2 separate regions of the Mus musculus genome follow, and region 1 is linked to region 2. Evidence: chromatin loops called from intact Hi-C (ENCODE). Cell type or tissue: gastrocnemius. All regions are shown on one strand. Links, peaks and the distances in the headings refer to the core of each region. The heading gives the core; the rest is flanking DNA.

Evidence for each region. Peaks named below come from ENCODE experiments on the same cell type or tissue, not always from the same donor. Only the 100,000 strongest peaks of a DNase experiment are listed, where the experiment ranks them.
Region 1: it touches region 2 in a loop (2.6-fold over the local background); 24 of 42 quality-filtered maps call a loop at or near these places.

The regions. Positions count from the first base shown.
Region 1 is chr12:31,493,088-31,508,117 of GRCm38, forward strand. Cbll1 (Casitas B-lineage lymphoma-like 1) reads right to left here and starts at 6,529. Exons shown (of 6, transcript NM_001253847.1): 1 at 6,436-6,529; 2 at 1,495-1,662. The coding sequence starts at 6,448. It overlaps Gm40362 (a long non-coding RNA gene), which reads left to right and starts at 6,533. Exons shown (of 2, transcript XR_872643.3): 1 at 6,533-6,759. In gastrocnemius, for the core only: no CTCF peak of the experiment used is centred there; DNase peaks (open chromatin) are centred at 6,528 and 6,806; H3K4me3 peaks cover 2,500 bases; H3K27ac peaks cover 2,051 bases.
Region 2 is chr12:31,367,480-31,382,509 of GRCm38, forward strand. No RefSeq gene overlaps it. Among named protein-coding and RNA genes, the nearest start is that of Dld, 24 kb to the left of the region's middle. In gastrocnemius, for the core only: a CTCF peak has its summit at 7,286 (motif pointing right); a DNase peak (open chromatin) is centred at 7,326.

The sequences.
Region 1 (15,030 bases), core at 5,122-7,621, 120 kb after region 2:
TTAAAGGAACCAAACTTGGCCTGTAGACCAGCTTGCTGACTTCTAACAGATGGCAAGACAGGAAGCGGTTTTTATATTCATGAAACTAGGAAAGGCCTTTTAAAGAATATATTAAAAACAGGAGAGAGCAAGCTCTAGTTTAACTGGCTTCCTAGAATGTCCAAGTTCTTTACAGTAATATTTTATATACAAAGTTCAAAAGATAAATGAACTACACAGACATTTAACAAAGCCAATATTATAAAGAATTCAAAATTAAGAGAAAGGCAGCAATCAAAACAGAGCCTGGAACTGAGGCAAGAACTGGCGAGCACTATGAAAAGGCATCCAACCACACTTAGGCTCCTGCCTGTGACCACAGCACTGACAAGGCCGAGGCAGCAAGACTTTTGACCTTCAAGAGCAGAATGGCTATCCAAGTTCTGCCTCAAAAAAAGTTAAATTAATAGTGCAAAATACTGAGTATGTGAGTAGAAACTATACCACACCCTTTCTGAAGAATTTAGCAAGATCTGATATATTCTGAAATGTACAAATCAAGTCTTTAAAAACAGTCATTTGTTGTGTACATGATATGGAGGGAGGGGTCTGCACATATGGAGAGTGGTGGGTGGAGGTCAGTTCTCTCCTTCCTTTTAAATGGTTCTAGGATGAAACTTGGGTCACCAGGCTTAGGGCAATTACCCTCACCCATTTCAAGAATTTGGCCATCTTCTCAAGTCAAATTTTTAATATTCACATTACAACACAATTACGGCAAAACAAGTATCTACAAGAAAGTAAAATAAATTGTAGGATATCTACAGACTAAACATCTAGGACTACTCATTTGTTTGAGACAGGGTCTGTCCTCAAACATTAATCCTCTTGTCTCAGCTTCCTAAGTGCTGGGATTTCAGCCATGTGCCACCTCACCTGGGTAAAACTATATTTTATTTTTGGTTTTTCTAGACAAGATTTTTCTGTGTAGCCCTGTCTGTCCTGGAACTTGCCCTGTAGACCAGACTGGCCTTGAACTCAGAGATCTACCTGCCTCTGTCTCTGGAGTGTTGGGATTAAAAGCATTCACTACTACCACCCAGCTTACTTGAAAGATTTTTTTTTAAGGGGCACTAGCATCAGTTTTATAGAGGACCGTGAAAACAAATTTTACTTTTAATGTAATGCTCTGTGCAATACCAGGGGAAGGGCGCTTAAAAAGGGATAGAACTAAACTAATTCTAAAATAGGTTTAATAAAATCAGATGGATTACTTGATACACTCAGATAAACAAGAGAACTCTTTTTAAAATTTTACTTGTATTTATGTGCATTGGTGTTTTGCCTGCATGTATGACTACGTGAGGGTGCTGGAGTTACACACAGTTGTGAACTGCCATATGGGTGCTGGGAACTGAAGCTGGGTCCTCTGGAGGAGCATTCAGTGCTCTGAATCCCTGAGCCATCTCCAACCTGACAACTCAGTTTACACTCATTTCAGTTTACACCAGTTACCTTCATCACCTTGCGGGGCCTTTGCGGGCATCCTGCTGACAGTCCTTTGAGTCCGAGGTGCCGGCTTAACTTTGCTGGCTTGTTTGGAGATGAGCTTTATAGGGATTCTTCTGCGAACATCAAGACCACCCAAGGATCCAGAACTATTAGTGCCTTGTAACTCATTGTCTATATGAATGTAAGAAAAGAAATTGTAATTATGTTTACTTTTCTTTTTGAAAATTGTTCTACAACAAGTATAAAGATAAAATCAACAACATCAAACAATAAACTGAAGATCTTGGCTCTGATTTTAAATACTAGACTGGTAAGTGTAACTGCTAATAGTCTTTATTTGGGGTAAACCTTTAAAGAAATGCTTTCGGTTAAGCTTTAATTAATTAATTAATTAATTATTTATTTTGTCAGGGAACCCTTTCAGAAGCTGATAAAAATTATAGAACATTTATCTTTCTAAAAAATGAGCAATAAAAATTACCATACAATTCTATAGTAGTTTACAAAAAGATAACCCTCTTTAAAAGTCTAAAAACCTCTTACAGATTGTAAAGATTTTTAAAAATAAAGGAGAAAAAAAAATTGTCTTAACATATGTGCCTAATTATCAAACAGGTGAAGTAGCCATGCAGTAAACTTAGTAAATTTACATAACAAATTGAAAATGCAACCCTAAATCTGAAATATATTTGAAAATGAAGTTTTAATTTATTATGTTTAGGGGGGACTGCTGTGGAGCCACAGTGAATATGTGGAGGTCAGAAAACAATCTGTGGGAATCGTTTCTCCCCTCCAACCACCTGAGCCCCAGATGTTGACTTCAGGGCCTCAGCAGGTAGCAGTGTCACCCGTTACGCCACCTTACTGGCTTATGTGTTGGCTTTAAAGAGGTAATTATTCCCTTAAGCATAACATTTTTTTAAAAAATTATTCAACGGAAACAAAAATATATCATTTAATAGAACACATGCATTATTTGTACTATAACATTTCTAGAGACACAGGCAACAGGTATCTTTAGTTAACAGTCAACACTGCAATGGAAAACTATTAGTTAGACCTGGGTCTTAAAAAACAAGACACTTTCTAGTCCTTAAAAATCTTACCATCAATGAAAAAAAGGAATTCTTGTTCATGAATAAGGGGCACATTATTTCACAGGACTGAATCACATAGAAGTACATAAAAATATGTAACACAAAGTATTAAACTTTACCTTAGGATAAAAAGGGAAACACGTAAGGGTAAAAAATGCAAATATAATCTTAAAATTGTAGTGTCTGCAACACAAATTACGGAACAGAGCTCCTGCAAGAGTTACAATCGAAGCTGAGAGCCAAACTGTCCACGTTAAATCCGGCAAAACACAAATGTGAACGTAGTCTGCTAGTACTAATAATGTCCACTTCTATAGGCAATACCAACCAATTAAACTCATACCCTCTTGCCCTTTCTATCATCAAAATAAAATGAAATTTAAAATGGGTTTTAATGATTAAACATGTTTACTTTCTACTCTTATAACAGCTAACTCCTCTCAAAATCTTTCATGGAAAGATTAGATGAATAGCTACAATCTTGAATTATAATAAACCAACTTGATCAATCTTCAATACTGCACTAAAATGGAGTGTCTTTCATGTATTTCAGCAGTCTCTGCTGCATTCGCTCATCTATATATAAGTACCTACATAGATCTCAGATAACCTTTTCCCCTTGCACAAAAAGTCTTCCCACCTTTCCAAAGAACTGAACTAGCCAACATGTTGCCCTTCAGATATCACAAGAGTTATTAGTGTGTCAGTCTGTGATTGACAACACACTACCTGCACAGCCTTCCAACCAGCTCACATAACCCAGTTTCCCATTATTTAAACAGTAGCCTGGCTCTTTCACGAGCCTCTTTCTAAAGCTACTGTTTGCCTCACAGATTTCAAGGGACAAAATTCTGAAGTTTGTTTGTGTGGGGCCACCCATACACAGAAACAAAACACAAAGCATGTAATAAATATCTGGATGTTACATAAGGGATAAAAAGAATAATTGGGCCATTTAAAGTAAATATACCTTTAAAAATATATTATTTTATTATATAGTTTTAAAAACAACACACTTAATATTTTATCTTGAATAAAAGGAGCCAAGGAACTTAAGCCAGGTATGTAGCTCAGTGGTAAAACCTGTCTAAGGTCCTGGGTTCAGGTCCCCAGGATCTATCTCCCCCAAAAGAATGAAGCAGTATTTTAAAAATGTGGGTTCCTTTTACCTAAGCACTAACCATCTCTTACAATGACTAAAGAATGAATCAAGTGTTTGCAGGGTCTTTATTGGCCTGGGTGCCCGTGAGGTAAGAGCATGGGACAGAGCTGGCCTGAAAGGAGCTGCAAGGGTGCCATCACCTTTCTGCTGCTTCTCTCCACCCCCGAGGGCCCTGAGCTCACCGCTGACACTGCTGCAATCTAGAGAAACACTAAAGAAAGCAATACGTGTTTGCCATTTAAAAAAATTCTAAATTTTTTTTTTCTGGCAGAATTCTACTTCAATACTCCCATTTACAAGACCTCTTGATCCTTTGACATTAAAAATCATTATTTTGAGAAGTCTACTCAGTCAGAAAATTGTCAATTAACTAGCTAACTACCATTTCTTGGTTTGCCAAAGGCTCTATGATTCAAATTTGTATTTATTTTGTGAAAGTTTGAGTCTTTGGCTTAATTTCATATTTTTCTTCTCAAAATGTGCAGCAATTAAAACTGAAGCACGCCGGGCGTAGTGGCGCACGCCTTTAATCCCAGCACTTGGGAGGCAGAGGCAGGCAAATTTCTGAGTTCAAGGCCAGCCTGGTCTACAAAGTCAGTTCCAGGACAGCCAGGGCTACGCAGAGAAACCCTGTCTCAAAAAACCAAAAAAAAAAAAAACAAAAAAACTGAAGCACTAGGAGACTTTGTCATAACTGATTTAAAATCTAGAAAAGCTAACATTAAACAGAAAGGAGAGCTGTCTGGAAACACTTTTTTGTTGTTTTTTGTTTTTCGAGACAGGGTTTCTCTGTATAGCCCTGGCTGTCCTGGAACTCACTTTGTAGACCAGGCTGGCCTTGAACTCAGAAATTTGCCTGCCTCTGCCTCCCAAGTGCTGGGATTAAAGGCGTGCGCCACCACCACCGGGCCCTGAAACTCATTTTTTAACCTTAGCTAGGTCAGTAGTGATTATTTTCATGTTAGAATAATTTTTATTTCCCCAGGCAATCTTTGGCTAATAACTTAGAAACTAGGGTAATACTTTTACCCATGCAGTATCAAGACACTCTACTGGGAAACTCAGGTTTTTTTCATTTCTCTCACATACTTCCACAAACCAACCTATTAGCAGCTGCTGGATTCTCCACCAAAATATTTGTGGCAACTGCCTACTCTATGTCCTGCTCCCACTCCCCCTGCCTACTCTCTCTGTCCTGCTCCCATTCTCCCTACGGCGTTGCTGGGGACCCGTGCTAGCTGGTTAAGTTGCTCTACCACTGAGCTTCGATTCAACTAAACTGAGCCTCCCTCTGTGGCACTGCAACCACCCATAGATGATTTATACTTACTTCTGTTGTTCCTCTCCTACACCATTCTCCATAGAAGAGTCAAAATTGTTGCTTCATAGCCACTTAAACCCTTTATCATGATTTTCAAAGTCCTGAAAAAGGTAATTTGTGTTCTCCTTCTCAACTTAAAGCTAACTAGTCTACCGACATTTGGTCCTCTCTATACCTTCCTACCATTCCAAAAACACCTTTCCCTGGCACTCTGAAACTTCCTACTCCATGGGCATTCATTTCTCTCTCTTTTCTTTTCTTTTCTTTTTTTTTTTTTTTTGGTTTTTCGAGACAGGGTTTCTCTGTGTAGTCCTGGCTGTCCTGGAACTCACTCTGTAGACCAGGCTTGCCTCAAACTTAGAAATTCGCCTGCCTCTGCCTCCCAAGTGCTGAGATCAAAGGCGTGCGCCACCACTGCCCGGCAAGCACCTGTTTCTAAAAGTTCTCACCACAAATTGTAAACAGCTGTTAAAGAAGAAACCAATCTGCTTGTCTCCTTTGACAGAATGAAAACTCGAAGACAAGAACGTAGTCTTATTGTTTACCATTCCACCATTCTATCTCCAAGCCTACAAGTATCTGCATGCAATTATATAACTTAGTGTTTGAAGACTGGGCGCACTCAGTCAATTCCTAAAGAAAAAGCCTTTCCTCCTGCTTGGCGATAAAACTGTCTGAAGCACTCAAAGCCAAGTGCTAAAACTAAAACCAAGAAAACGAAGCCAGCAGAAATGAGGTTTGAAGCTACTCGTAATATGCGATGTCCCCAAAAGATGCGAAAGGACCACGGCCGAAGGACCGGGCATGCTTTGAGTTCCGGTAGAAAAGATGCTCCGCTTATAACTTCGAAAACTATATCCGACTCTCTTCTCTAACCACTAGTCCGCGAAAAGCCAACAAGACAATAACCACAGGCGGTGACCACTGCAGCAGCCGCCCGAAGCCGAGAGGCAGCAGGAAGTCTCCAACCCACTCTCGCCCAGAGTCCGGACGCTTCTCCAATTCCGAGAGTGGAAAACGCCCGCCTATTTCCCCAGCAAAAGTGCAAAGCAACCGGAATGAGAACAAAAACAAAAACAAAACTGGGACCCTCCCTTTCCAACAAGTCTGCGCGGAGGAGGGTCCCGAAACGAGCTCAGCGGCACCAAAGGAGCCGTGCTGCCGGTCTCCAGGATGGAGGCACCGCTCCGGAGGGTAGGCCGGGAAGCAGCAGACTCAGCCCGGGACCGGGTCTGAGCTTGCTTCCTCTCCGCCACGTCCCGGCGCAGTGGGGCGAGCATAGCCCCTTGTGCCTGCTGGGCGACCAGTCCCACACGAGCCACGGGGGCAAGAAACTAGGACCCCCGCTGCCTCCGCCTCCTTACCAGTGTGATCCATGATTCGGCTCGCGGGGCACAGTGGGAACGGAAGTCAGTCGCTCCGGAGTCGCAGTAAGCGCCTGCGCCCTACCTTCCGGAGCGCAGAGGCGGAAGTGCGCCCGAACTGCTCTCACGGGCTTCCCTCCCTAGCCGTAGCACCCGACTCCGGCGAAGGAGTCAGACATAGCCAGGACTGAGGCGGGAAGAGGGGGAACACGAGGGTTTTGGTGTCGAGGCTGCTAGTTCTCCCCAGAGGCAGCCCTCAGCTGTAGGAATGATACTTCTCGCAGTGAGAAAGCAATAGGAACCAAAGGGAAGCGCGGCAGGCAGGTAAGCCGCCGCCCGCCCCCCTGCGGCGCGAGGCCTTCTGGGATTTGTAGTCCGCCCAGAGCGCAGTCTCAGCCGTTGGGCTGGTCCCACCCCAGCGGGCGGAGTAACGGTTTGGAATGCCCCCCGGATCCGCCGCCGGGTGTAGAGAAGTGTAAACACGCACGCTCCGTGGGTGCCCGAGGGAAGCTGTGTTAGGCGTCCGGGAGGGAGGCAAGGTCCTCATTGTCTAATTGTGCTTTGTCCTGAGGAACCCCAACGCCCACTCGACACGCGCGTTTGCCCTGGCTCCCACCGTAGTTTCTCAACTGAATCGCGTGTTACAATGCTAACTAGCCCATGGCTCTAGAGAACACCACCAGGCTCCTGGAATCCCTGCTAAAGCTGGAGGGAGCACCAGGAGGTCCCCGTTCAACGAAAATACAAAGCAGTTGTGTGCAAAGGGGGTGAAGGAGGGAAGATAGGGACCGATGGAGTCGGAGGGAGAGCGTTAGAGCTTGACTAGAAGGAAGAGATGAGAAAGGGCAGGCCCCGACTGAAGAAAAGAGAGTTACCACAACAGGCGGTACCTAGTTCCAGTTCTTGGTCCCTGGGGTCTGTGGTTGCCGCTTTCATCTTGCTCAGCCAAAACAAAGAAGAGTGTCAACGGCGACTGCTGAAGACCTTCAGAGCACCCCCCACCTCGATTTGGCTCATAATAGGTCTTCTGCCTTCCCCAGCCCTTCACACTTGAAGCTCTCGTATGAGTAGAAAGGAACACAATTAGTGGAAAACATCAGCCTAGGAGTCAAGGGATTTGGGCTCTATGCTTGTCCCTTGGTGACGACATCGTTACCTTGGGTTGTTCACGCTTTCAGTGCCAGAGTTCCTAGATCAATAAAACATTATTATGTTGGCCTTTCTTAAAAATATTTTCACAGTACTCAATTCTGAATCAAGTATGTGTAGCAATGTGTTGTGTGCGTTGCACAGTAACAACGGTGACTAACACTGCAGTGATCCTAGTGTAAGTATACCATGTTATTTAGTGATTGTCTTAATTGTGGTCTTTTCCAAGACTCCCACTCATTGCGGCTTTACAAACAAGGTTGTAGGTACACTCAAATAAGGACATTTCTAAGTCGATATCCTTTTGGTTTTGTTGTTGTTAAAAATGTAAGTTTCTGTACTACGGGGTGTTTTTCATAATTTTTCAGTTGCTGGAATTAGTCGGGTGGGGTTGGGTACTGGTATGTCTCTCAATCTAGGGCTGATGCGCTGGGCTATTTAACCACTGTCTGCTACAGAAGGAACTGGGACAAATGGCTAAGTGTGGTGCGTACTTGCTGGCCTCCAGGAGGCTTCCTCAGTATCACAATATCATAAGTACCAGTGGCTCCTCTCAGCCCCGTGGACCCTACACTTCAGCTCATGGGCTTCCCTCCCCCCCCCCCCCAGGCTTTGCTTTTCTGTATAACCCTGGCATTTGTCTTTCCCTCGTCTCTTTCCCTCCCTCCTTCCCTTCTTCCCCTCCCCTCTCTCATTCTCATTTTCCTCTCTTGTCCCTATTTCCTCTCGTGGCTGGGTCCAAACCTCTGGCCATGTTTGGTCTACTACTTCCTCTTCCTGCTCAGGGCTCACGCAGATGCCTCTGGCTGTGCTCCCCCTCATAGCTACAATGAAAACCTTACCCTCAGCCATACCCTGGAGAGGTCGTGCTTCACTTTATACATCTGGTGCTGAAAGCCTCTGGTTATACAACACCTTAGATTGCCTAAGAGCTGGCTTTTACCCAGGAAGTACTTGATAGCCACCACCCCCATCAAACTGGAGATTGATTAAAAAAATAGGTTAATGATAGTAATACTAATGACTATTAATACTAGAGAACTGGGATTTAAAAGAACTTTCAAATTGTTTTACAAACTTTTACAGTTTTCTCAGTATTTTGTGGTATATTGTTAGAAAATTTTCCTGGGGTGCCCTAAAGGCTGAGACAGGAGGATTGCAAGTTCAAAGGCAGCCTGAATTACATAGACTGTCTCGGCAAATAAAAAAGGAAACTTGCTGAAGGCTCAGTTTAGTAAACAGTGGGGCATGTCCTTGATGTGGCCCAGCACTCAGATGCCCGGCTTCTGCATCTGTGCTTTCTCCCCCCATTTATCATAGTTGCCATGTTCTATCAGTGCAGGAGTAGTATGACAAGATAGTCTCTTAAGTTCCTAAGTTGGATTATACACAGGCCTGTATGTTCTTGTTTTCAATTTTTATTGGCTGTAAAGCTAATGAGTTTTCTTGTAACATTTCCCTTTCTGTAAAATGTACACTGACCATACTCACCCCTTCTATTATGCATTTCCAATCTCCCCTCCAGCTCCCTAGTAGTTTCTCTTACTACCATGTCCCCTATATCCCACAGATGAGAGGAACTATGGGATGCTTATCTTTGTGATACCAGTTTTCATTTTAATATGATTTCTAGTGTTATCCATTTTCCTATAAGTTCCATAACTTTGTTCTTATGATAGAATAGTATTCCATGTGTGAATGTAACGTGCTTTTTTAAATCATCCATCTGTTATTGGACACCTTGGTTGTGTTGGCTAGTGAATATTGCCACAATCAAATGGATATGCAAATATCTGTATAGTAAATTAACTCATTTGCCTAGGCATATTCCCAGAAGTGGTATGACAGGGTCATGTGGGAATTCTGTTTTTAAAGGAACCTCCACACTGTTTTACATTCCAAGCAGTGGTATAAGTTTCCCACCCCAAACCTCGCCAACATGTGTTGCTTCTTGATTGCTTTGATACACATTCTTACTGGGGAAATTTTTGTTTTCCTAATGGCTAGAGATGTTGAACATGTTCCATGTGATTTTTTAAAATATGTTTTGAACATTTCATGTATTTATGTGTACAAGTGTATACTGCTTGTGTGTGTTTATGCACCACATGCATGCAGTGCTCGTGGAAGCCAGAAGAAGGCATCAGGTCTTTTGAGACTGGTTGTCTCAACAGATGGCTGTGAGCCACTGTATTAGCCAGGGCTCTCCAGAGTCACAGAACTTATGGGTAGTCTCTTTTTTAGGGGAATTTGTTGAAGACTTACAGTCTGCAGTCCAACAACCAACAATGGTCAGCAGCAGCTGTGAATGGAAGTCCAAGGATCTAGCAGTTGTTTAGTCCCACAAGGCAAGCAGGCAAAGAAGAAAGAGCGAATCTTCCTTCTTCCAATGTCCTTATGTAGGTTGCCAGCAGAAGGTGTGGCTCAGATCTTCTGAGATTCATAGCCACTATGCCTCAAGATCTCCATGCCAAGATCCAGAAATTTGTATCTCCCAGCTTCCAGATAGGATCACAAGTGAACCTTCCAATTCTGGATTGTAGTTCACTCCAGATATAGTCAAGTTGACAACCAGGAATATCCACTACAACTAGTCACATTAAATATTGTACTAAGGCTGAAAAAATGGCTCAGTAGTTATGAGCACTGGCTGCTCTTCCAGAGGTCCTGAGTTCAATTCCTAGCAACCACAAGGTGGCTCACAACCATCTGTAATGGGATCTAGTGCCCTCTTCTGGACTGCAGGCATACATGCAGGCAGAATGCTTTATACATAATAAATAAATGACCTTTTTAAAAATTGCACTATTTTATTGTATGAATTTGAATAAAATGGTAATAGAAAATGTTCATGTAATTTTTATTTAAATGTGTTCTTACACAACTTATACACATATGCAAATAATTGCAGACCACTCTCATCCTCAGCCTCTCACATCTTTCTACCATCCCTGTCCATCCCGTTGCTCTCCACAAATCTCTAACATTCATGTCCATACATCTTATTTTGTTGCCCATTGGTTTTAACAAGGGCTATGCCTGTGAACATGGATTTGGCACTGTGGGTTGGAGACTGGTGGACTCAGAGGTAGGCACACAACTGAAAGCAGTAATCCCTCCTTTCCCAGACTCTGTCTCTACCCAGTAGTTCAGTAGTAAAGAGTAGGGCCACATGAGCCCTTCCATTTTATAACTGTAGACAGGGGTAGTCTTGAAGTAACACTATAGTTGAGGGTTAATGATTGTAGTGGTTGTATCAACGAGAGTATAGAATTTCACAGACCTTCATCCTGTCTTCCAGCATACCCCTTCTGCAAGGTTGCCTGAGCCTTAGAGTGGGTGATATAAATATCTTGCTTAGGGCTGAGACCACAGCTGTGACTTATTCTCGGTATTTTGGGAAGCCATGAGTCTCTTGCACTTGGTGCCGTTCATTGTGAGGAGAGGGTTCTCTGAATAAGGCTTCAAGTAGGTATGAACATATTCAGAAGGTAGTTTAATGCTATGTCAGTTTCCTTAAATGACAACAATAAGTCCCTCCTCTGGGCCTGTGACTCCACAGACCTGTGTCATTAAGTGGGGTTTATCGTGCCAGGCATGGGTCATTCCCTTCTGTGGAACAGGCCTCAAATATAACCAGAGAGCCCAACAGCAGTCATGCCACTATTGCACAGGCAGGTAAGGCTCGACAGGATGTCTTAGTTCATACATTTCCCAGTAGTGCCTTCAAAAGCTAGCCAACAGGGATGAGGTTTCCAATTCAGTTCCATATTGCTTTTTTTTGTACCTGGCAACCAAGGTGTGTGGTGTCTTCTGCAATCTGATCTTGTGAGCAACCAAGAGGACTAACAAGAGCCTGTATTGTAACTCCCTTCAGTGTGTGTGTGTGTGTGTGTGCGTGTGTTTAATTTGGGTTATATGATTGTGGTCTTCTATATAGCTTCTTATATTTTTGGTTGTGAGCCTAGCCTTTAATGGCTGAGCCATCTCTCCAGCTCCTATATTGCTTCTTTATATTCCCTTTGTCCCAGGTAATTCTCCCCACATATCTGCAATCTGCCCCTCACCTCCCCCACTGCTTAGACCTTTCCACCGATAGTATCCCCCTCTTTACTATGCCTTTAGGCTCCTCCCTTAAAGTGCCTCCCTCCAGGTGTCCCTCACAGCCAGAAGCCACTCAGCCCATAGTTTGAAGGATCAAGAATGATAAAGCACCTGAAACATGGAACCAAAGACAATAAAGCTGCCGTAAAGAATTTTTCTCATAGCCTTTCTCCCCAGACCATCCAGTTTCCCACTGATCTCCAGCTGAGTCATCTGTTTTAGTTGTCAGCAGACACAAGAGCTCGGCAGGGGAAGTCAGGCGCCTTGTATTGCTAGAGTAGAAGTGGGGCAGAGACTGCTGCGTTTATAGTGCACCTGCTGCTATAGGAACGGTGCTGCTTATCTACCCATGAAAGTGTAGGGGGCGGTAAGTACCTGTGCCCTTAATCGTGATCATCTCAGTCTATTTGGTGTTATCACAAAATATGATAAGATTGGGTGAATTATAAACTTAAAGTTTCTTTCTCAAAGTTCTAAAGGATGAAAATCCCAAGGTTTAGTGTCTGGCTAGAGCTGATTTTTTGGTTCGTAAGTGGAGTCTGACAATTATCTTTACTCTTGTAAGAGGAAAGGTATCTTTCTGGTGTCTCTGTAATTTTATCGTAACCCAAGTATCTCCCCTTATCCCCACCTCCTAATACTGATATAACGCCAATTAGGTTTTGACATATGAATTTGGGGGAGACAGAAGCATTCAAACCACAGCAAATGTTATTCCTGAATAAAATGAATTGAGGCGACTGGTAGCATGTTTTGTTTTGGAGATAGGATCTTGCACAGGCAGGCTATCCCCCATCAGATCTGCTTTGTGGCCAAGGTTGACTTTGACCATGTGCCTCCACCTCTGAGGTGCTGAGACTATATGCATGCAGTACCACACACACCCACTGCACTGGGATTCTAGAATAGCATCCTTGTTTTATTCTGTACAATTTTGAGTGTTATGGGTTTATATTTTAGTTCGATTTGGGGGGTGTATTAGGGTTCTCTAGAGTCACAGAACTTATGGGCAGTCTCTATATAGTAAAGGAATTTATTGATGACTTAGTCTGCAGTCCAACTCCCAACAATGGTCAGTAGCAGCTGTGAATAGAAGTCCAAGGATCTAGCAGTTGCTCAGTCCCTCACGGCAAGCAGGCGAAGGAGGGAGGGAGGCATGGAGGGAGGGAGGAAGAGAGAGGGAGAGAGAGGAGGTGTAGCCAAGATTAAAGGTGTGTGCCACCACACCTTTAATCCCAGATGACTTTGAACTCAGGGATCTCCCAGTCTTAATCTTCTGGAATCCATAGCCACTATGCCTCAAGATCTCCATACCAAGATCCAGATCAGAAACTTCTATCTCCCAGCCTCCAGATTAGGGTCACAGGTGAGCCTTCCAATTCTGGATTGTAGTTCATTCCAGAGATAGTCAAGTTGACAACCAGAAATAGCCACTACAGGGGGGGTGGGTTTTTTTTTTTTTTTTTTTTTGAGACAGGGTTCTCTGTGTAGCCCTGGCTGTCCTGGAAACTCACTGTGTAGACCAGGCTGACCTCAAACTCAAGAGATCTGCATGCACCATGGTGCCCAGCATTCAAGTTGAACTTTTCATTCATATATTTGAATAAGATGAACTCATCACATGGACTTAATTGAGGGGAGTTTAAAAGAAATGTAAATTTTAAGCAGAGCTCTAGAATTAAGAACATATGTAGTGTAACTCTGTCTAATGGATTCTGCTCAGGTGGCTGCAAATTAACATTGAGACTAAGTGGTCATGCCTGGTGCTTTACAGCATCCTTCCCTCCGTGCCATTGGTCATACTTCTCTGTGAATCCCTAAATGATCATCTAGCTGCACTGCTATTATCATACCTTGTTTTTTTTTTTAAATCTGGTTTTATAGAAGAAAAAGGATTGGGAAACTTTTCTAGGTTAATGAAACTCAAGAGATTTAGAACTAAATGCAGTACTTGAAGCTTTAGTCTCTGGATGCCATAGGAGATGGGCATGAAAACATTGGAGACATTTTAAACACATATATGCTAGAAAATATCAGAAATGCATTATTTTCTCTCTCCTCTCTGTTTTTTGTTTGTTTGTTTTTGTTTTTGTTTTCCCGAGACAGGGTTTCTCTGTGTAGCCCTGGCTGTCTGTCCTGGAACTCACCCTGTAGACCAGGCTGGCCTCGAACTCAGAAATCCGCCTGCCTCTGCCTCCCAAATGCTGGGATTAAAGGCGTGCACCACCACTGCCCGGCAAATGCCGCCTTCTTCTTCTTCTTCTTCTTCTTCTTCTTCTTCTTCTTCTTCTTCTTCTTCTTCTTCTTCTTCTTCTTCTTCTTTTCTTCTTCTTCTTCATTTTTTAAGATTTATTTATTTGCTTTATGTATGTGAGTACACTGTAGCTGTCTAAGGACACACCAGAAGAGGGCATCGGATCCATTACAGATAGTTGTGAGCCACCACGTGGTTGCTGGGAATTGAACTCAGGACCTCTGGAAGAGCAGCCAGTGCTCTTAACCGCTGAGCCATCACTCCAGCCTGCATTCTTTTCTTAAGCAGTAATGGTGCATGAGTTGTTAGAGATGCATACTGATGAAGTCAGGATAGAATATAATGACACAGCAGCCACCTACAGCATCAGCAAGGTATAGGTAAGGCAGTCATAGCTGTGTGTTTATGGTGGCTGTACTGATGTGTAATCTTCATGTTAAAGACTGAACTTTTATGGCTTTCCCAAATCTGAATGTTGATATCTTCACACCCAGCTTTAAAAAGTTATTTATTATTACATGTGTGCATGAACCTCAGGTCATGTATGGAAGCTAGAGAACAATTTGTAGAGTAAGTCGGTTCTCTTTCCACTCTAATGTGGCTTCTAGGGATCAAACTCAGGTCTCCAGGGCTGAAAGGCAAGTAAGAACCTTTACCCACTAAGCCATCTTGCCATCCCCAACGTCCAGTTTTATGGTATTATAAGACTTCCAGTGGGTGATTAGCATTAGATTCAGGCACGTAGGTGGAGATAAACAAACTGCTTCCTTGGAAACCTGTTGGTGTTTGAGTCTCATCTCCAGGGCACTAAAGCACACCACCATCTGCTTGCCTCCCTTATACAGATACATAATGCTGGCTTCTTTAATTGCACAGGTGACTTGCTGCTGTAGAGCTGTGGGTACAGTGGTGAGAGTTTGGCTCTGCAGTGTCTCTCTGACTGATCTTGGAAACTTCCCAAACGTCTCCTTGTCTTAAGTCTCTTTGTCTTTCAAGTAGAGATGATCGTCTCGGTCTGCAGGGGACTTTAGGAAGTGAAATTGACCAGTGACTTTAACTAGCCATAGTCCCCATCATTTCCTTTCTCA
Region 2 (15,030 bases), core at 5,967-8,466:
GCAGATTTCTGAGTTCGAGGCCAGCCTGGTCTACGAAGTGAGTTCCAGGACGGCCAGGGCTACACAGAGAAACCCTGTCTCAAAAAAACAAAACAAAACAAAACAAAAGAGTAAGAGAGACAAGAGGGTAAGAGAGAGAGAAGGGGCCAAGCAGCCCCTTTTATAGCTCCCACAATTCTTATCTATATAGAAGAGAAACACCCAAGCCAGCTACAAGGCCTTGAAAGGCTGTAACACAAGCTTCACTGGGCAAAGACAGAACAGGAGATGCCCACATTGTGGAACTTGAGGAATCCTCAAAATGACCCTTGGCCCAAAATAGTTCTACTCCACCCAATCTCGCCCTTAATTCCTGTCTTGAAATCATCCCATTAAGAGTCATTTCTATTATTCCTTTTCCAAATGTTCTCTCGTAAGTCCCGGGGGTGGCTCCAAATTCCCCTTTGGGGAAAAGAGGCAGATAGAATGAGCATCCGTTGAGCAGATGTGCTGAGCGCTCTGCCAGAGGGTTTTTATTCTTTATTTATTTGGGATTTTGTGTAATGGCTTATCAGTGGATTTTCTTCTGGGTGGTTGACCAAGGAAATGAGATCTGGCTGAGTGAAGGACTAGTTCTGGGCTTAGGATGGGAGGAATGGGCAAAGCAAATGTCAGCTGTACATCAGATAAATGGCACAGACATAAAGAAAATAAGGAGCCAGACAGGAGGTCAAAGAAAGCTGGATTGGTGAAGTGTCCTGCCTTGGGCAGCCCTGTGTCTTGAGCATGAATTCCAATAACACCACACCTGGCTTTTACACGTGTGCTAGGGACCTGAATTCATGTCCCCAGCCCCATATTTGAGTGCTTTCTATTGGAACCACTTCCACTACTGGTGGAATTCATTACTAACTCCACTATGAAGCTCGGCTGGCCATCGATAGTTTTCAGTATTCCCAGCAGGTGAAGCAGGCACAAAATCGTAGCTCTGCCAATCAAAGCTGAGGAGACGGCTGAGTGGTGAGAGCATTCACTGCACAGATGTGGGAATCTGAGCTTAAATACCCAAACCCACACTAAAAAGCCAGGCCTGGTCCCTCACACATCTGTATCCTCGGCACTGTTGATGCACATAGACGAGACCATCAGTGGAGCTTGCTGGGCTGAACCTAGCTCCAGAGTCAGTGAAAGAGCCTGTCAGAAGGTCAAAAAGGTAGAGAGCAATGGAACAGGCTGCTTGATGTCCTTCATGTCTCTAGTCTTCATGGCTGTGTGTGTACACACCACATACACACACACACACACACACACACCACTCATGCACAAAAAATTAAGGGAGAAAAAGAGTGGTATGGTATGAAGGAATCAGGCAAACTTAGACCTCATGCGGACAGCAGCAGAAATCCTAGGGCAGGGGGCTCCATGTGGCAAGAACAATAATGGCTTATCCAAACTTCCTACGGAAAACCTCACAGGACATTCAGCTTCTGCCAGTGTGCTGAGGCCTACTTCTCAGGTCTTCACGTTGATTCTATAGTTATTGGATACCCCCACGTACCAATAAATCATTCCCTTTGTTCTTAAGTGAATGTGAAATGATCTCTCGGAAGTCATTTGCAACCCAGAATTCTGATGGGCATGCTACCACTTATTGAAAAGCTACCGTATAACAAACATTAAGTGAAATACTGCTCTTAAAATAATAACTGTAAGGCAGGTATGACTTAACCTTGCTTTATAGGAGAGGAAAAAGAAGCCCAGTGAACTTTTAAATCATACCCAAGGTCAGTAAAGGTCAGACTACACTGTATCTGCTCCAGCTCTTTCAACAAGTCTACACTCTGGTTCCTCAAGCCAGACACATTTCTAGTTGCTAAGCAACAGAGTTGCCTGGATTCCTTTGGGGGCATATGCACATGCATGTGGAGGCCAGAGGTTAATCTCTGGTATCTCTCTCCATCACTATCTATTTTATGTTTTGATACAGGGGCTCTCACTGACCCTGGAGCTCACCACTGAGTGTGTGAGCTCTCCTAACTGTAGCACAGGTTTACCAGGGTTAAATATCCCTCAGCTCCTTTGAGCAAAACAACAAACAAACAAACATCAGAAGAACAGGTCTGGTGGTTTTCAGACTAATTGCCACCTAACCCATTGTTCTGTACATCTGCTGGCTTTATTATACATCATCTCTTAAGCATTTCCCTTTTTCCTGAGATATTTCTCTTTCTTAGATTATTTTTTAAAGGAAAATTTGTATCAAAATGATAATCTGAACGGTGGTGATTGGTTGACCGAATCCGATGTTAACAGTCTAAGCCTGGAAGTGGGAATTTAGCCAAAAGCTAAACCTCCCAGGCACTCACCTCCCGGGAGGTGGCAGTCTTCCTCCACCGTGTGTTTACCTTATGGCCACTGAAGGGAAAGAGGAAGCTTCAAAGAGGAAACCCTGTGTGTTGGTGTTGGAACAGGATCACCATAAGACTTCAAAATAATTCCAGAATCAAAGACATTAGGCTACCGGTATGCCATAGTCTATAAACCAACAACTGCCAAGCACTGGCCGAGAATCTTCCAGGTTTTCACACAGAAGAGGATGCAAACCTTTGCCAACAAGTCCCCCTGATTTCAGAGAGGTCCGAGTCTTGCTGAGGAGATGGCCATCTTTGCAAGAAATATAGAAGTATCAGCCAGCGTGCCAGCCTGGGTCTTTCGCGCACTGGACTCGACCAGCAAGAACGACACTGCAACAGGATCCTTCTGCACACGTTTATTGGGAGAGCTTGATTGCAGAGGCGAAAAGACTTCGAGCCCAGAACTGGTGCTGCTTTTATAGGCCTAGGAGAGGCATGTCTCATACCCGGATTGGTTATGCACTAAGCCTCATTTGCATGTTCCTCATCTGATTGGCTACTCTCTCTCAGTACCTCACAGAGCCTCATTATCATACCTCATTTGCATGTCTCACATCCGATTGGTTACTCTCTTAGTACCTTACAGAACCTCATTATCATGCATCATTTGCATGTCTCACATCTGATTGGTTATACTCTCAGTACCTTACAGAACCTCATTATCATGCCTGGGCCAGGCAGTGTCTTTGCAAAAAACTTTACTGCATATGTACACATTGGTTGTTTGTCCAATCTTATGCATGGTGGCCAGCAGTAGTCAGTGCCACTCAGCAACGGCACATGTGGCTTCCCACACCTGGGCAGGGATTTTCATCCACCCATGCTACTACCCCTCCATCCTCCTCCACCCAGCCTTACCCACGCGACTGGCTCCTTCACCCCTTTTGACTTTTTTCATTTAAAATTTTATATGTATATGAGTGTTTTGCTTGCACCGATGTTTGTGCACTGTGTGTATGAAATGCCCATGGAGGCCAGAAGAGGGCAATAGATTTCTCAGAACTGTTAGCTGCCGTGTAGGTGAAGATCTAAGTGTCTATCTTTCGGAAGAGCAGCCAGTGGCCTTAACTACTGAGCCCCCTCCCCAACTGCCACCTTCTTAAAGCCTCACCCCAAATCCTCGTTCTCGGGGCAGGGCAGGGGGGGGGGGGGAAGGCTGCGGGGGAGGGGCGGCGGCGGGGGGGGGGGGGCGGGGCTGTCTGGACTACTCTCCAGCACACCTCTCTCCATCCTGTGTTCTCGCTCCCCCTGCCCTGGTGCTTCCTTCCCATGACAATTATCATCTCCTGATGTCCCATGTCATTAATTTTTTATCTTCATTTTTTTAAATTGTATGCCGCCACCAGCATCTAAGCTCCACGAAGGCTCTGGTCCCTGTCTCTCCTGTCCAGTGATACACCCTGGTACCTAGGCTAATGTTTTCCACAGGAAACACCTTTTAAAACTTTAAAGTTACTTATTGGAGGTGATGTGTGTGGTTCATGCGTAGGTCAGAGGGCAACCTGGTGAAAGTCAGCTCTCGCCTTCCACCATTGGGCTCTGGGAAGAGAACTCAGGCCCGTCAGGGTGGGCGGTAAGTGCCTTTACTCGATGAGACACGTGCCAGTGAGCCTCTTCCTCCTCCCCACCACCACCCAGATAGGTCCTAAACAATTGGCTTATGAATGAAAGTGAAAAGAGAGTACCATGATGGGCTGAAGTCCCTTGAAGGGTGGTAAGGATTTCATCAGATGCAGGAGATGAGAGTGGCCTCTGAGGCACGGAGGCCTGGGGGAAACAGAAGTAAGAGACATGGGCATAATAATTTCCAGAATGGTAGACAAGAAGCACTATGGCCATTACGATCAGGCCTGCAGATGGAAAAATTCTTTCCGCAGTTCCTTTGCTTGTGTCTGTCTGTCTGTCTATCTAAATGATGCCCTTCTCAATAATAATAATAATAATAATAATAATAATAATAATAATAATAATGGTGGTGGTGATGATGTGATAATGATGATGGTGATAATGCAAATGCTTTCATTGAAGAGTATCAGAAAAATTAGAAAAAAACTTACAAATCATGTGTCTGGTTCAGAAAAAGTGCTTAAAAACAGAATCTCTCCTTCCATGCCTATCATATCTGTGGGTGCTTGTCAGACAGGTTAGTTGAAGTGTTTACCAAATGAATCCTAAGTCACTTGACTTGAGTCTCTCTTTGCAAGTGTTCTGTATTGAGTCTTCTACAAAGGATTAAGGAGGTGGCTGTGAAGAGTGAGGCCTTCGGGGCTTCTAAAGATGGGTGTGTTTACACTGTGACTCCGAGCCGCTGGTGGAATTCTGCAGACACTGGCCATGGCCCGCACAGTGACCCTGGTGCCGACACCATCAGCCCATCACTTCTGGTAATAAAGTAGGAGACTTCTGCTTTTATAAGATTAAGCTGCTATTTGAAGCTCTTGAGCCTGATAAGTGATTAATGCCAACATCATAGCCAGGGTTTCAGCTTCCAAGCACGGCCATTTTTTTTTTTTTTTTTTTTTTTTTTTTTTTGTGGAATTTGAAGCAACACAATTACACTGTTGGTCGGCTCAATCAATTGAAAGAGCCAATCTGACTACCCCCTCAGCAAAGCGGAGATAAGAGGAGCTGGGGAACTGAAGTGTGTCTCTCATGCCATTTCCTGCCAGCTTAAGAAGGATTGCCTCTTCACAGTCTTTGTCCTGGCAGAATTAAAGCTCTCCAAGTGGAAAAGGCACTTGAGGGTAAATACCTTGAAAATGTGTGTGATTTTCCCCATTCACTATGCTTCATCTGATGTTCCAGTGAAGTGGTTCTCCCTAGCCACCGAGACACTGCAAGGAAAAATGAAGTTAAATTGATCAAAACATTAGGGTCACATAAGTAAATAAATGGATGTTGAGACTGGAAGATCATTGTTATGCACAGGATTAATGGAACTAGAGATAATGTAGAAAAATGGAAGTCTCAGAAAAACTATAGGAGGCTGGAAGAGACGGCTCAGTGATTGAGAGTACTTGCTGCTCCTGCAAAGCATCCCATTTCCAGCACCAGCATGGCAGACAACGACTGTCTGTAACTCTAGTTCCAGAGGATCTGACATTCTGATCTCTGTGGACATGCCATGCGCTTGGTACCCATACATGGATGCATGCAAAATGCTCATACAAATGATGGTGGCGGTGATGATGGTGATGGTGATCATTTCTAAAGGAGAAAAGTTATTATGTTCTTGACATGACAGGGTTTAAAGAGGAACAAAGGAGCATGTTTGAAAGGTAACTAGATGTAACTGGATGTAACTGGATGTAACTAGATTAAATGGAGGCAATGTCAGAGCTATAACTACTGTAGAAACACCACTATTCTTGGGGCTATTAAGTGGGTTTTCTAATGTAGAACTTCTGAATGACCGGTCTTAATGAAAGTGGGGGTTTGGATTGCAGGTGACTGCCACGATGCCCAGACCTTTATGTGGGTGTTAAGACCCAAATTCAGTTCCTCATGCTTGCTCAGCAAGGACTTCACCAAGTGTTCCATTTCACCCAGTCCCTTTGATGTCTATGTCTCTGAAGGAATTTCCTTAGAATGTCTAACTAAATATATTCCTATTTAATTATTTTCTGTAAGTGCACTAGCCAATTATTTATTTTTTAATTTTTAAAGGTGTACTCATCATACTTTATATGAGTAGATGTCTTCCCTGCATGTGTATATATGTGCACCGTGCCTGTTAGACTCCCTGCAACTGGAGTTATGAATGGTTGTAAGCCACCCTATGGGTGCTGGGACTTAAACAAGAGCAATAAGTACTCTGAGCCTCTGAAATATCTCTCCAGCCCTGCCAATTCATTTTTTAGCTTATCTTTTTGCTTCGTTTTGTAGGTTGGTTGGTTTATTTATTTATTTAGAGATGGAGGCTTACTATGTAGCCATAGCTGGTCTGTTTACTACATAGAACAGGCTGGCCTCAGATCTGAGTAGTCTACTTGCCTCTGTCTTTCAAATGCTGGGATCACAGGTGTGAGCCAGCATGCCTTTTTTTTTTTTTTTTTTTTTTTTTTTTTTTTTTTTGTCCTTTGAGTTTGTCTTTTAAGAAGGCAATTATAACCTGCCCGGAAACAATGAAGTTCTAACCCACAGTAGTAAGTAACAGAGTAGCATGTAGTAGCCACGGTGTGTACAGTACTACACAGAATGTTGGGAAGAATTTGCAATTTTGTTGCTCTTTTTACTCTTTGGAGAGTAATTTAAAATATACTTCAAAGAGACAAACTAGCATAATGGTCCCCCTGCACCTCTTGTCCAGTGTCAACAATGACTACATTGTGGCCAGTATTTCTTCAACTTGTCACTTTTGGGTGAAATTCCAGTCATCAAACCCTTCGTCCATAAGTAGTTCAGGATACAACTACAAAGAGGAGAGTTTTGAACCAGACATTAAAAAAATGAATTTAATAAGGCATTGTGTAAATTTTAAGATTTGTTTTATAATAACATTACAATGTTCTTCAAATATACCAAGCAGTGTCTTCACAAGCCACAGAGGTGAGAGTGCCATCCAGTACTTAATGGCTGAAGAAAGCTTGGGATGTAAGAGAATCTTCTCCATTTGTGTTCTTTTAAAGAAGTGGAAAATACACAGAAACAGAAACATGAATACTTGCAGTGTGTAGCTGACTGCCATGAAAGGTGGAGAAAACCCTGTGAGGGACATCGGTAAGATGATCCACAGTAACCCCATGAAAATTTCCTAGGCTCTGTAATGCATCAAAATTCCAAAAAGAAAGTCACTTCAAGAGCCTGTGAAAGAAGACTGCCAGAAACGTCAAGGGCTCACAAACGCCCAGCGTCCTTTTTGTTTATATGGTTGTGATATAATATAACCAGCAGAGGGCAGCAGTGCAGCAGTAACAGCAGCATCTGTGTAACCCTGGCTCCGCCCAGTATCAATCCCGCCTTCATTCCTGACAGCTCACACCGGTCATCAGGCCTTTCTCCTCTGACCACTCCAAAGGTGAGTTTGGAAGCACAGAGGAGTAAAGGTGTCTCAAGGATACTGTTTCTCAAAGGATGTCTCATCCCACCCTCCAGTGGATTGTGGTTGAAAACTCAGTTAAAATGATAGGTTTTGCTGTCTCAGAAATGTTGATTACATGTTAAAATAATAACATTGTATTTAATTGGTTAAAAAAAAATCAATCTCTCTCTTGCACACATGCACACACACACACACACACATCTTGCTGTGTAGCCTTCTCATAATCCTCCTGCCTAAGCCTCCCAAACGCTGTGTAGTGATTACATGTGTGAAAACACACCCAAGACCCCGTTCCTTTTTTACTTTTTAAAAAAACACATGACTGTTAGAATATAATTTATATATGTTGCCTTTATCTGTCTGCACGTCAGTGGCTATCAATTTATCTGTATTGGACATCTCTGCTCTGAAAACTACGGATGAGGTAGGCTGACTTCTTGACAGGCTTCAAATTGGCAGTTCAGGAGACTAGGCCTAAATCTTTGTTACTACGAACTGGGCAAGTCTGGGCAAGTCCAGGCCCTGCCCCCTGGCCTGAGGCAAGGACAAAGGGTCAGCCGCAGTTTCCAGACTTCCTCAGCAACAGTTTCCAGTCCCCCACCCCCACCCCAGCAATGGGTTCTGGAATGTCTCTAGAGATAGAGCCAACGATTAAGATAGAGGTCACCTACCCCTCCCCAGAATTCCCCTAATATGCTTTAAGTCTGGACTGGAAGCTTACTGGGGCACCTCCATCATGGTAGATGGTAGACCCCAGCATGCAGATGTCTGCAGAATAAAACACTCTCTGCTTTTGCATACTATTTGAGTCTGGGGTATGATTCTTTGGTGAGTCATGGACCCTTACATGGGTAGGGCTTGATACTCAAGCGTGGCCACAGTCGTTAGTTCACAGACTTACATCACAGGAAGGAGGGGGGAGGAGAAGGAAGAGGAGGAGGAGGAGGGAGAGGAGAAGGAGGAGGAGGAGAAAGAGATGAAGACTTTAGATGCTCAAGTGGACACAGAGATAAGACATTGCACTGTTTTACTCCAAGTACATTAGAATAGATCAAATAAAAAGGAATTTAGAGCCAATCAAAATAAAGAAGCAGCTTCGGAATGACTCAGAGTCCTCAAGGAAGCCATGCTTGTGCTTGGCTCTACCCCTGCATGCTTCAGGTCTAACTAGCTAACATATATTGTTTTGCACACAAAAAAATTGGGGGGTGGGGGTGGGCGTGGAATCTCTATTAGCTGCAACAAAAAGACTTCTGACTAGTACACCTTGGCATTGATGGAGTGGCAAACAAATAGTTAAAAACAGAGGGAGCGAGGCTGGGAAACAAATAGTTAAAAACAGGAAGCGAGGCTGGGAAACAAATAGTTAAAAACAGAGGGAGCGAGGCTAGGAAAGAAATAGTTAAAAACAGAGGAAGCGAGGCTGGGAAAGAAATAGTTAAAAACAGAGGAAGCGAGGCTGGGAAACAAATAGTTAAAAACAGAGGCAGCAAGGCTGGGAAAAGGCTTAGCTGGTAAAGGGCTTGCCCGGCAGGCGTGGGGACCTCAGTTTCAATCTCCAGCATCCTTGTAAATAAACCTCACTACCGCAGCACACACCGTAATCCCAGCATAGGGAGGTAGAGGGAGCTCCCTGTCCCGCCAAAATAAGCAAAACAAACGAGTTGTAGGTTCAGCGAGAGATTCCCGTCCCTTCCTGAAGAAGACATTTGACACCAACCTCTGGCTTCCCTATACACCCCCCCACACACATGCGCCTGCATACACACATGCATAAATAAGGAAATTACTGTTCAAATGGATGAAAGCTAAGTGGCAAGGATACATTAACATGCTATTTGGTGATAAATAGATCAGCTAAGGTTTGCTCAAAGAAAGAAGCGGGCATCCTGTGGTTGTTTGATTGTCTTGGGTAGCCCTGGAATGTTCGCTCTGCCTGTTTCTCTGGCTTGGGATCAACAAGAAAGAGTATTTCCTTATCTCTTTCCCTCAAGAGGATTGCTTTTCAGAGTTTCTCTTATCTTAAAAGGATGAATTCTTGAAGTACCTAAATCAGAGTGTTGAGTGTTTGAACTATATTAACATCTATGAAATCGGAGAAGAGACTGTGCGACCATTCGACCATTCGACCACGCAAGGTAAAGGTCAGTGCTTGAGGCACTAGGGAGTAAATAAGAGAAAACTGAGCATGTTCTCAGCTTCCTGGCTCGGGATCCTTAGACTTAGGAAAGACTAGAAGAGTCGACACAGTGGGGGCAGGTGTCTGGGTTGAGGCTCACAAGCCGTTTGTGTATTCTCTTAGTGGATGAGGGTACTCCCAAAGCGTCTCTTGTCACTTCTTTGTCCTACCCACAATATGACTTCATGAAACCCTCGGGCTCTGGAGCTCACCAGGCAAGAGTCTCCACCTCATCTGCTGTGGATGCACTTCCTGATCTCCCAGAATGCTCAGCCACTGCTCCACTCAAAGCAGCTCCTCCCACAACAGTGGCGTGTTTGGATGCAGGGCCACGAAGCCAGTCTCCTTTGTAGCGAAGCACCCGAAGCGCATTGCTTTGTGGGTATCTGTGTGCGGGAGAATAAGCACGCCACACGGGCAGAGCTCTTTTTCCTCCTCCGTGTACCCATTGCATTCATCTTCCTCCTCCGTTTTCTATTGATAGCCAGTTCTTCTCAAGTTTCTTCAAGCTCAGTGATGGGAATAGTTACCCTTGTCCCTGGTGTACCTTAACCACTGCCCTTATTTCCCACAACTCTTCTCCAAGCCAGCCAGTCCTATGTGTTTTGCCTCCTTGAAACCTGCCCTCTTTCTCAGATGACCACTGGTTTCATACATAAAGCCCTGTCCCCTGAGCTACCTACTGTCTTTTGTTTCCTAATTCTGCCTTCTGAGTGTCAGTCCGCTTTAGTGGGCTTGTCTAATCCTTGTTATGCTGGTTGGGCGGGTTTTTTTTTTGTTGTTGTTTTTTTGTTTTTTGTTTTTTGTTTTTTGTTTTTCTGTCAACTTGACTCAAGGGTCCTATGGGAAGAGGGAACTTGGACTGAGAAAATGTATCCATCAGATTGGCCTGTAGGCAAGTCTGTGGGCATTTTCTTGGTAGGTGATTGATGTGGAAAGATCCAGCCCACTATGGGCAGTGCCATCTCTGGGTAGGTGGTCCTGGGGTGTATAAGAGAGAAGGCTGAGAAGTCACAAGAAGCAAGCCAGTGTGTGGCTTCCTTCACAGTCTTTGCTGCTTGAGTTCTTGCCTCCAGGTTCCTGCCTTGAGTTCTTGCCCTGATTTTCCTGTGGACTGTGACCTGGGAGTTGTAAGATAAGTCCTTTTCTTCCCTCTAGTTGCTCTTTGTCATGCTGTTTATTAAAGCAATAGAATGCAAACTAGAACACTAGTCCTCTGCCCGAGTCAATGAACTTAGTTATAAAGAGAGATTCTAGCTCACTAACAATCACAAAAATGGATGAGATATCGTTCATGTACCATATAAGATTATCAAAGATCCAAAAGACACAGAACCATGGAAAACATGTTACTCTGTTCTCACTCAATATTGGCATAATCAAACTGCTCTGGCTTTTTTTTTTTCTTAAAGATTTATTTATTTATATGAGTACACTGTAGCTGTTTTCAGACACATCAGAAGAGGGCATTTATTGGATCCCATTAGAGATGGTTGTGAGCCACCATGTGGTTTCTGGGATTTGAACTCAGGACCTCTGAAAGAGCATCAGTGAGCCATCTTTCCAGCCCCTGTTCTGACCTCTTTAACGAACAGATTGACATCAGCGTCTTCACCACCATGTAAATTACCCAGCAACTAGATGTTTCCTCATCTATACTAGCAAGATACTTTCTCTGCTGTGAAAAATTATAAAGATACAATGTCTCACTGAAGTTGCAAAGGCAGACTAAGTGTCTTCAAGTTATGACAAAATACATTATGCAAACATTATATCTATCATGTTGAAAAATGGAAAATAAGTCAAGGCACAGAACATCACGCATGCAAACAGTTCACTGGCATGTCACTATATCAGCCAGTAAATACACAAACATTTATAAAGGTTATTTACAAAAACATTCTTTTAAAATGTCATTTAGAAAAAAAATTTTTGACACAATGATGTAAAAAAATATTAGAATAGTCATAAACATGAAAAACAGTTCTTAGGTATGCGGGGCTAAGTCATTGAAATCAAATAGGACCAAAATAACCAAAGCTTTGAGATTACTATGAAGGAAAAATACCGTAAGCATCATCAAGAGGCAAATGAAAACCAGGAAAAATATTTACTAGTATATGTGAGAGAGGCTTGCTGTTACTATTCAAAGGGCACTTAGAAAAGAGTTAAAGAGAAACAAGCCCGAGTTGGTGGGTGGGCAGTAAAGTAGACAGTTCACATAGGACAAACTATGTAAATTATACTTAAATATAATATTAAACACGTTAAGATATTAATAAACAAGTATTAATGTATTATATAATAATTATAGTATACAAAAAAATATATATAATTTTATAAAATTATATATGTGTGGGTATATATATATATATATGTATATATATATAGTCAGAAATACACAAACCCCCTACCAAGCCCCACAAAATATACCACAGATTCAAGTGGGTGCATTGAGACTTATTTAACCCCCAGAACCAGCCTGTTGCTTTTTGTGATATATGTGTTACTTATATAAGTACTATTTCTCTATCTTACAGACAAGAGAGTTGTAGTCTGCTGAGTCCTTCATGGCCTTGGTGGGGCAGAATAACAAGGTTTCTGTCTCTGGGACAGGAAGAGCTGGCGTGGGCCTCCACAAGTGTTGATGGCTGCTGTGAGCATAAGGCCTATTTGTATAATACTGTACATATTTTCATGTTCCTCGGAGGAACGTTCTTCCTGTTAATGTTTATAACTCCATGCTATCAGAAACAGCATGAGTACAGGAGATAAAGGAGTGCTTAATGTCTCAGCAAAATAGTAAACGCTGAATCCTTCAGGACAGCCCTTAAGGCTATGGAAAAGAACTCTAAAAACATGAGTTTGAAAATATATAATTTTTCAGCTATGCAAAAAAAAAAAATAAGGACGCAGTATGAATTACATGCGGGACTTCACTAATCTAAAGAAACAGAGGCGGCTACCCAATGAACAAGCTTGTCAGAAAGATACAAAGGCAGGTAGACTCCTGAGTTCAAGGTTAGCCTGGAACACAGGCATCCAGGCCCAGGTGTGGTAGAAACAGTCATTTCAGGACAGGGTCCCACCCAGCTAGTTTAGCATCTTTGCTTAGCAAAGGCAGACAGATCTTCAGATACTTTTAAATGTTAAAAGAAAATGTGTGCTTGCAGTCTCCCAAGAATTAAGGGGCTGGGATCACTGGTGGATTGCTGATTCCTAGGGTATTCAAAAGGAAACCTGGAATAATAACTGAATTGGTATGTAAAGAAAAAGCCAGAGTTTTGGTCTGCATGAGATGAGCTAGCAGAAAGTGAGAGCAGTTCTTTAGAATTTTCTCTAGCGAGAGCGGAGCTATCTGAAGATCTCTGGAGGGCAAAAACAACTCTTCAAGAATTTTTTTCTAACAGGATTTCTGATTTTAGTCAGAAAATCCATTGAGAGTGAACACGGCTCTTTTAGAATTTTTCTAACAGGTCAGAAATACCAAGAATCACTTACAGAGTGGATACAGCTTTTTTAGAAAGTTTTCTAGCAGCTCTCCAGAGAAGGTAGTCTGAATTTTTTTCTGGCTTTCTGATTTTGATTGGAAAATCCAAGAGTTACTTTTAGAATTTTTCTAACAGACCCTGGTTAGAAGAGCCAATATATATGTATATTTTTATATAGAAGCTTTTCTGGTTTTGGCCAGAAAACCCATGAGCTATCCAGATAAATTTTAGAATTTTTACTAGTAGAGAGAGCTGTCTCAACCAGAGAGTTCTTAGAATAGCAAGAAAAATCTGTCTTGAGCAGAACACACACACACACACACACACACACACACACACACACACAGAGAGAGAGAGAGAGAGAGAGAGAGAGAGATTTGACTACACCCCGTCTCTCAGTCCCTCAGCAGTAACCCCTCTCCAAGCAGAGGCTGGTCCTTGGCAGAAGTCCAAGCAGTCGCCTTGCTTGGCTGTCACCTGTCACAGTAAGAGATGGAGCAGGAGAAGCAGGCACTGCTGTTTCAGAGCACCTGTCAGTGTGTCTGAATACAGACCAGCAGCAGCACTTTCAGTGTTGCCCAAGCTACATGCTCACCCCATCCACTCTGATCCCCAAGGCAGCAGTGCCTTTCCTCCTTCCCCAACACTCTCCTCTGTCTTTCTGTTCATTCCCACATGCAAACATACACATATATACAGATGCATATACATATACACACATATACACATACACACATATACACACATACATACACATATACACACATACACAGACATATACATATACACACATGCACACACATACACATAGACACATACATTCAAACATTATGTTGGCAAACAGATGAGGAGGTCTTGCTTCATTCTTATTTGGGTTTCAGGCCAAATGTTATCTCTTATGGAGGCCTTCTTTGATGCTTCTAGGGGTGTCCCTATTTTATCTATGTATGTGTGGTTTCTTTTGTTTGTTTTTGTTTTTGTTTTGCTTTACTTTTGAGACAGGGTCTTTCTGTGTAATCCTGTTGGCTTGGGATTCTGTGTATAGACTGAGCTGGCTTCACACTCACAGAGGTGCACCCACTTCGGCCTCCTGAGCCTGTGATTACAGGCATGTGCTGTGTTTTATCATTCCTGTCTTCCAAGCCATTGGTCTTCTCCTATAATTATCTCGCTGATTTGTTTGTATTCTTTTACTTCATCGAGTTAGAAAGCTTCCGCCGATTCTCAGAAAGCTGGGATCTTGTTTGCTCTACCCCCAGAGCACAGAACAGTGCACGGAATAGAATACTTGATAAATACTTTCTGAGTAATGGGGCTGACTAAGTGGCTCAGAAGGCAAAGGCTCCTGTGGTGCAAGCTCGTGCCCAGAGTTCAGGCCCTGGGAACCACATAAAGGTACTAGGAGAAAACTGGCTTCACAAAATTGTTCTCTGATCAGACACACATCATGTCCCCATATATGACACCATGTTCATATACACACAATAAAAATAGATTCTCTCTCTCTGTCATCAAAGATTCATTCTTTAATCACTTTTATCACTCCTCCCTTTCATCCCCCCTCCCATATTCCTTCTCTTTGGTTTTAAAAAAACAAACCACGAATTCAATGAGATGAATTTGAAACTGCTCCAACTGGAAGAGCTGCAGCTTCTCTAGAAAGAGAACACAGAAGCCAGAAAAGGTCAGAGATTATAAGTTATATAAGACAGATCATAACATATATAACAGTATTTACCAAAGGCTTCATATGTTCCTAAAATAGGATCAACAAACTCTAATCCCCGAAGGATTCTTGTTACTCTCCCATTACACACCTAGACACGCAAACGCTTATGAGCAAACACAACAGTGTTTAAAAGACATGCTTTACATTTTTCTTCTTCTCGTGAATCAATCTTGACTGAAGAGTATTCAAAACAAATT